2 separate regions of the Homo sapiens genome follow, and region 1 is linked to region 2. Evidence: chromatin contacts called from ENCODE Hi-C or POLR2A ChIA-PET data. All regions are on one chromosome and are shown on one strand. The core of a region is the stretch at or near the end of the contact, and the rest is flanking DNA. Distances in the headings are between cores, read along the strand shown. Region 1 overlaps RMEL3 (enriched in melanoma 3). Region 2 has its middle 57 kb from the start of LINC02225.

The links. Hi-C counts contacts between places; a loop is a spot of excess contacts on that map. ChIA-PET counts read pairs that join two places held with the same protein, here RNA polymerase II (POLR2A). Pooled maps may share reads with other maps.
Region 1: a map of PC-9 shows a loop between it and region 2 (7-fold over the local background). The contact joins two enhancer-like sites. A Hi-C loop is called at or near these places in 2 of 168 maps with a recorded cell type or tissue (PC-9 and endothelial cell of umbilical vein) and 3 of 50 pooled maps. POLR2A ChIA-PET finds 5 or more read pairs at or near these places in 2 of 52 experiments (MCF 10A and PC-9).

Annotation. Positions count from the first base shown.
Region 1 is chr5:57,497,798-57,502,165 of GRCh38, reverse strand. The region is part of intron 3 of RMEL3 (enriched in melanoma 3); the gene reads right to left. Among named protein-coding and RNA genes, the nearest start is that of ACTBL2, 17 kb to the right of the region's middle. Within about 2 kb of position 2,564, at least 3 of the 41 ENCODE cell types and tissues checked have a DNase peak (open chromatin) inside an H3K27ac peak, as active enhancers do; they include PC-9, where a contact is called at or near this core.
Region 2 is chr5:57,839,731-57,843,972 of GRCh38, reverse strand. No RefSeq gene overlaps it. Among named protein-coding and RNA genes, the nearest start is that of LINC02225, 57 kb to the left of the region's middle. Within about 2 kb of position 2,217, at least 7 of the 41 ENCODE cell types and tissues checked have a DNase peak (open chromatin) inside an H3K27ac peak, as active enhancers do; they include PC-9, where a contact is called at or near this core.

The DNA.
Region 1 (4,368 bases), core at 1,315-3,814, 340 kb after region 2:
CAGAAAAACATAAAAGCCCCTTGTTTCGCTGTCTTTGTTTCCCATGTTCTGAGGAAAATTGCACTGGAATTATGAACAGTTAGCAAATGGTATATAAACGACCAAAAGCCAAATGACAGCTCTATGAACAGACCCAGGCTGGCCCTGGCAAAGCCAGGCTGCTTGGGTTCTGGAACAAGAATTAAGGAATCAAGTTCCATTCCTGGCACTGTCCCCAGTTTGCTGTTAACCTTTTTTGCTGTCACCTCCTTTGCATCCACAGGGCTTTGTGACATGCACTGCAGTGCAAATGAGACACTATTTGATAAGATCTGAAAACCTCGGACAGAGGCCACAAAGCCAAGTCAATGCAGGGAGAGTTCCTCAGATGTGTCTCTCCCTGGGGCCCAGCTCTCTAAGGGATCTCTCGCTCTCTCTCTCTGGGGCTGTTGAGCTGCTTGATGAGATGTCAGCCTTTAACTCGACGGGAATCATGAGAGAAAAAAACAGATTGTAGAAAATATCTCATTTCCCAATGAGACAGAGATTCTTGACATAGCTTGACCCAGCAGTGTAGAAAAATTCAAGAGAAATGCATCAGTATCTTTAAAGAACAGACACATCCTGTACATCTGAGCTGGGCTTTCAATACTGTCCCTCCTCCAGGCTCACTCAATATTAAACCCTTTCATACCATGTGGCTCCTCCTGAGATTCCATCATAACTGTTTAGGCTCAGATGAGGACAACTCAAACCACTCTATTTGGACCTCATTTTCTGCCCTCTGTCCTTCCTCGCCAGAAAAAGCATTTGCTCTATTTTGTAGATCATATCTGTTCTAAAGGTGGGAACATGGTCCCTTCATAGCTGATGGAGTTCTCTGGATATATCTCCAAGACTGACTTGGTTGGTTTCCAGAAATTCCCTCCTTTCTCTAACACTTCCCAAAGAAGGAAGGATCCGTGAACTCACCTAACAAATTTGTTCAGATCTGCATCTGGTCTCACATCTGTTTCCTTCTCCACCCACTTCACTGGAATGCTCTCCGAGTGTGGGGAGTGTTTGGAACAAATCAGAAGAAAGTTCCTATTTAATAGAAGGTGGAGTGTTGGTTATTACACCTGGGTCCCATCGCCATCTCGGGTGCATCTAATTCCTCAGGAGTCCTGTTCTGACAGCATCCTCCAGGCCTGGTGCTCCCTTCTCAGAATTTACAATGGAAGATTGGGTGGAGGAGGGACTGGCTTTGGTTTTGTTTGTTTTTTGCAGAGAACCGAATCTCTCTCTTTGCTTTCAAATTGGCTTCACCTTCCTCACCAAGGAGAGGCCATTGGGCTGAGCACCTGTGATGATACTGCCCTGGCTCCTCCTCAGCTTACACCATAACTACTGCACCCCAGATTTAAGGCTCACAAGTTGGACCGAGTGATCTCCACAATCCTTCTATAATTCTTTGAGCCTTTTTCATAGACTAAAACAATTTTCAAGTATAACCCCCTTTTGCTTTTCTCCTTCCCATCATTCATATTCAGCCAGGCTAGTTAAAATCAAAAGGAATAAAAAGTAACAAAAGTATATATGTGTGGCTATTATTAATAGGAAGCTATAATTTGAAAACCTCAATCTTCTCATTTGGAGGTAAGATGTGCAACGTCTTTACATGTATCTTTGTCTTTTCAGCCTCATTTCTTTCTCCTCCAGAAAAAGTATCCCCCAAGCAAACAAATAAAAAAATAGAATATATTTAAATTATAAGTAGAGAGGCCGAGGTGAGCAGATCACTTGAGGTCAGGAGTTCGAGATCAGCCTGGTGAACATGGTGAAACCCTGTCTCTACTAAAAATACAAAAATTAGCTGGGCATGGTGGCAGGCACCTGTAATCCCAGCTGCTTGGGAGGCTGAGGCAGGAAAATTGCTTAAACCCAGGAGGCAGAGGTTGTAGTGAGCCAAGTTCGCACCACTACACTCCAGCCTGAGTGACAGAGCAGGACTCCATCTCAAAAAAAAAGAAAAAGAAAAGAAAAAGTGTAAGTAGATATGCTTTAATTTAACCATCCCTACAAAATTAAATGATAGTAATACAGGAGCTAATCTTTGGAGATAAGTAAAACAACCTAATTCAGTGGTTCTCAGCCAGGGCTGATTTTGCCCCCCGGGAAATATTTGGCAATATCTGGAGACATTTTTGGTTGTCATGACTGAGGTGGGGAGGGAAGAAGTACCACTGGAATCTAGTGGGTGGGTAAAAGCCAAGGATGCTGCTAAACATCTTTCAATGCACAGCTCCCTACCACAAAGAATTATGCAGCCCAAAACGTCAATCATGTCAATGCGAGAAACCCTGGTCTAGAGATACCAACAGACCTAGATATACAAAACCATTATTTTTCCATACAACAGAGAAAGTCATGTATTCTCATTAATAAATAGTAGACTCACTAAGCCAAGCAGTCACATAAATAGCACAGTAAAGGTACTATGTAAATTTGAAAGCCAAGACTAAACAGGCAGGACTTGCAGCTTTTCCATAGGTGTTTTTTTTGTTTGTTTGTTTGTTTTTACCAGTTAGGCTCTAAAGAATGTTGCTGCCATCTAGGGGATAGAAAGAGAATCCCAAAAGCACCGTGTTCCTAGCTCCAAGGGCACGAGGTCCAAGCCCTGCAGGCACACTACGCACTCATTTCCCACGTTCCTACACTGAAAAGAAAAAAAAATACTTTGAGTTTTGTGACAAGCAATTGTTTAAAATTAAAAATACATCTATGTGACTCAGAGTCTACAGTGCCTTCAGTTAATTTGTTTTCTCCATTTCACGTGTGTGGTATGAAACTGAAAGTCCAGGTTTCTGATAAAGATAACAGATGTTTGCTGCCTGCTTTTATTTTCATATTTAGTTAGGGTAGAAAGAGGAGGGTCAATCAGTGGCCTCAGAACTCTCTGATAGGACCTCTCTTTCCACACACGCTTTTCTTTGGGTCATAGCAAGACAACAATAAGCTCTAGGGAAATTATAAATCAATAGAACTCCTTGCCTTCTTAAAAAAAAATAGGAAACTTTAATAATTAAATCAACTCTAATTAAAGGAAAATCAAGAAGAACCAGGGTTCAGAAGACAGAGGTGTTCCACCAGCCAAACATGCTGTTATTCCTACACACACACACACACACAGAGAACCCATGCGGATAACAGAGCCAAAAGGACTTCTCTAAGAGCTTTGAGAAGAGCATAGAGAGGGATTTTGCACTTCCGTCCTGTAGTTTTTGGAGAAGCTGGCTCTTGGGCTGCAGGAGTATAGTGTACCAGAGTTATAGGCCCCCTTTCCATTCTTAGCGGTGGTCTTTCTCAAGCTTCTTCATGGCTGCATGGGCTGAACTTTGGTTATTTTTCATGCACCAGAGGTAGAAAGCTTCCAATTCCTTTAACACAAGGGTTCCAAAACATCTTAAAATGATGCAAAAACTTATTTTGATCTTCACAACATGCCTTTGAAATAGGTGTGAATTCTATTTCTGTGTTTTAGGCAAAGAAACTGTTGTTTAAAAAGACTAGGACATTTTATTCTGACTGGCCCATCAAGTCCTGCAGATCCCAGTCCAGTTCATCATTCAGTTTGCAGCTGCATAAAATCGGATGGCTCTTCCTCCTCACTGTTTTAATGGAGCATCCTTTCCCACTTCCCACCTCTACCCTTGCTGGGGTCCTGCAAATACTACTATCCAGACCTTATTTTATTCCAAGGGAAAATGTTGAGGGAACTACCATCAGAGCAAGAGAAGAGAAACCTGTGTTATCACTAAGACATGATTCCACAATTGGCCAAAAAGAAGAATTATCTGATAATCCATGTGACCTCTTTTATAGCCGTCAGACTACAAGTCAATGGATGGAGGATGGATGGATGGATGGATGGATGGATGGGTGGATGGAGAGAAATAGGCAAGGCATGAAATTTCCATTAGCATTCCAGCATTTCTATGAATTTCCTATAGCCCAATTCTCCTAAACAAAGAATCTCATGCAATATTACCTGAGAAAGCACTATCCTGAAGAAATGCAAGGTGTTATTTAAGATAGACACTGTTAGTAACATTTACATTATATTAAATATTAATGTTTTGGGGATACAAAAAATTGTCTATTTACCTACTTCATGGAGTTATTGTCAGAATTGAGTGAGATACAGCAAGAGAAAGCTCTTAAAAGTTCATAAGCAGCACTCTGCATATATAACATGTCACTGTTATTGTCAAATACAGTAAGATAAATTGTCACAAAGTCATTTTCCCAAAGGTGATGTCATGTCTCCATAGACATGGATGCTTATTTCTTCAAGGATCACATATTCTGAGCACCCACCCAATAAAAGCAAACATGACTTGATAGGTA
Region 2 (4,242 bases), core at 968-3,467:
AATCAGGACAAGGGCTACCAGTTTCTACTGAACAGGAAAAGGGCAAGGAAATGATGCTGAGTACATTGATATACAGGTTAAAGAGGATGGTGTTGCAAAAATGTATGATCTGCGTGGCCTGACCAGGTAAGAGGCCAAGAAACAAATGGGCACAGATGCCCTGTGAGATGCTGAAGATGCTGCCGTGCTGCCTGCCTGAGTAGCAGAGAGAACGTGCCAAAGAGGAGTTGCCTTTTCTAGAGAACTGTTTAGTTTGCAACTAATACATGCTTAATGGGGGTTGATCAGTCTAGCAGATATTTTCTTTTCGTTTCTTTTTTGATTAAGTAAATTTTTAATTTCAGAAGAGTTTTAGATTTACAGAAAAGTTACAAAGATATTATAATACAGAGAACCCCTGTGTATTCCTTACCCATTTTCCCCTGTTGTTAACATCTTACAATTGTATATTTGTCACAACTGAGAAACCGATATTGATGCATTATGCCTCACTTTATGTGAATTGCACTAGCGTTTCCTTCATAGCCATTTTTTCCCAGGATCCCACTACTTTACATTTAGAGGCATTTTATGTTTATTTTCAATCTACCTTAATTTTTAAAGAGAAAAATATTTGCTCACATTTATTAAAGGAGTACTCAAATAAATCCCCAAAATGTATTAATATTATTTTAAACTGTAGTACACTTTCTCCAGGCAGATCAAGCTAAATTCTCTTGTGTATAAGAGTGTACTTAGAGTGCACAGAGGCGCAGTAGCCAAACCACATGGTTCAAATCACAGTGCACCGCTTTCTATCTGGGCAGCCTTGGAAAAATACTTAAGTATTTAATCCCTCTGGGCTTTAATTTTCACATCTATAAAATGGAAAGTGATAGTACATTACCTCATGGATGTGATATGTACATTAAAATTAATAATACATATAAATCACTGAGAAGAGTGCCTGGGTACATAGTGAGCATGGAATTAACCTTAGTTGTTATTACTGTTACTATCGCTATTTGATTCCAGAGTATCCTATGTATTTCTTTTCTTGACACTCATCACACTTTTAAGTATGTCTCATATTTGTCTTCACTTCCAGATGGCAATTTTCATGAGTTCAAAGACATTCCTACCCAACTCATAGTGGATGTTCGGGAAACAGTCTCTTAATTGTCCATCCTGACTGCAGAGCCATCAAACAATGACATGCAATGTGAAAGCTTGAAGGAAGAGAAAGTGAATGAGGTGAAGATAGACAGACAAGCAGATAAATGGGATATAGAGACACAGAAATATAGTCAGGGAAGTACAAAGGTCAAATGAGAACAATTTTTTAAATTGCAAAATAAAAACTATATTTATATGTACAACATGATGTTTTGAAATACGTATATATTGTGGAATGGCTATATCAAGCTAATCAACATATGCATTACCTCACATACCTATCATTTTTTTGTGGTGAACACACTTCAAATTGATTCTCTTATTAATTTTTAAGTATGTAAAACATTGTTATTAACTATAGTCTTTATGCTGTAGATCTCTTGAGTTCATTCTCTTTAAATTTTGTTTCCCAGCCATTGATATATGACACTCTGTCTCCACTCTTAAACTCATTTTCTCTTCGTGTGTTACATAAAACTGAAAGGGAATGTATTTTTCTGAAATTAACAATTTAAAAGTTCAGCAGGAGGACACTGCCCTTTCAAGCACTGGTAATGAAGAATGGCAGAAAGAATTCTGGATGGAATTCTCAGCTACAGCTTTCTGGTAAAACTGGCATTAGTGATGCACAGGAGATGAACACGTATTATATTGAAATGGCATCAATATTCCAGTTTCTTGCCAAATGCCTTGAATAGCTGATTGTGCTTCATGTACAAATGTACACTTGGGCTCTGTGAATCCCAGGCACAGATGTCTGTAAAGCCACATGTATTTCTGCCATAAAGTCCACTTTAAAATGTGCTCCACTCTTATCCAGACCTCCAGTCAAGGAAGTTGTTAAATCCATTTTTTTTCTTTTTTCCTGTACTTTGTTTTTGCCTTTGAAATATTGCTAAGCAGTTGTCCCACAGGGTGGAGGTGGAATTAGCAGCTGCAGCATTTCTTGTGCCACCGTCATCTCTTTGGTATGTGGCTTCCTTTCACTCTCATGCTGGGGAAGATCCCACCCATCCTTTGCATTCCTCCTGAGCAAGTTGTGTCAAGGAAAGTCGAGAGAGGAAGCGATTCCCATCCTATGGGTGTCATCAAATAGGAAGGTTTTAATTAGTTTCTCAGGATGTTCTCAGTTTCTGCACTGAGCAGCCCTTCCCTTCTTTGGCATTAAAGCACTTGGATTCTTCAAGAAACACACAATTTTGCTCTGTTAGGCACTAAACTCTGTGTATTCAAATGTAATAAGGAGTCATGAAGCCTGTCTTTCCTAGCACTTACCATGGTTGTAATCTTACATTTATTTGTATAATTAGTTGAGCCATGACTGTCTCTTCACTATGCTCAGGATTCTAGGAAGGCAGTGACATGTCTAATTTTGCAATCCATTGTATCTGCAGGCACTCAATAAATGGTTTCAAGATAAAATAACGAACATATGATTGAAAAAACTTCTCCTACAGCAAACAAAATAGAACCTGATGCATAAGTGACCCTTAGAGATTGCTTCTGCCTGACGTTCCTAGAAGAAGAAATGATGATCATATAGTATTTTCTGTGTACCAGACACTATTCTAAGTGCATCACATTGATTTTATCTATTAACCTTCATAAAACACTATGACCTAGATTCCACCATTATCCCCATTTTACAGATAAGAAATATAAGACATGAAGGGAGAGGTTTAGTGAAATAGCTCAACATCACATGGCAAGAAGGTAAAGGGAGACCCTGGAGTGGAGCACGGTCCAATTGGCTATAGAGACTGTTCCCCAATCCACGATGTGATTCTGCCTTCTGGGATGCAAATGGAGATAGTGCTTTGGATTCACAGAGTGTAAGTGGCATGAGTGATAGTAGTCCTAGCTAGCCATGAAAAAAAAAAAAACCTCAAGTCTGGACAGATGTAGATATGATCATAAACCATATTTGAATATTTGACAGAGAGATACAGACATACACTTCATATGTAACAAGATCAAGGACTATGTATTATCAGTGGAAAAAAAATACAGGCAAAAATTCTCTCTTGAATGTCTTTAAAGTCAAATATACTCATAGACATGTATTGAAAAATCTTACTCTTTTTTTCTAAAATATCACCTTAAGGGTTGTTGTCATTTGAGAATTCATATTATTGCCCACTCCTCTCCAGTTACTTCATGGAATACTGTCAAATTCCAACTGGCTGAAGAATAGAGGTTTTATCCCTTAAAATAAGATTTCGGTATGAAGAAATGTTCCTACAGAACTGAAAGACGTGTAGTTCATGCCAAGTGGCATTTCAGACACAAAGAAATGGGTAGGAAAACATTTCTCTTTTCTCTGAATTCCCATTGCACATTGGGCCATTTTTCTTTTTCTTGACATTTAATGTATTGTATTCTTACATCTGTGCACAAGTTTTACCTCCCCACAAAAACTATAAACTCTTTAAAACGGGAACTGTGCCTTACAGTAAAAGGCAGTGTGCTGGAAAGAAACTAACAAGACTTTTATTAGCAAGTGGAATCATCACTTACTATTTGCACAACCTTGGGCAAGTTAACTTCTCCTAGTCTTGATTTATTCCTCTATAAAAAAAAGATTCATAACGGTATATAGTATTATTAGCTAGAATTTCAAAAGAGTATTTGGGACTTGGATTAAATGTGGAAGATTGAAACATATGTGCTTTACTCCAGTAACACATTAAAATTTCAGTAAATAAATTAAAACTTTTTAAACCCTAGGGCAAAGAAAGCAAAGGAAAAGATAAAAGAGAAAACAAGATTATATATACATATATGGAAAGCAATGGACTGACTTGAAGTAACCAATTTGGCAAACATGGAGTCTCTGCAGTGAATGAAATCATGAAGAAGGCTTATTTGCACTTCAGAATCTCAGAGGGCTCAGGAGTTCAGGCAGGAGGTGCCTTGAAAGTAGGGTGTTGATGGTGATAAAAAGATGAGGGCCAACTGAAAATCTTTGTAAGGAGCAGTGAAAACCTTGGATCTCTTCCCTTCCTGCACAACAGAATGTCTACATGGCTTAACTGTGCATAATATTTATATAAACATAGCAATGTATAGGCTGAACAGTGATCTGAT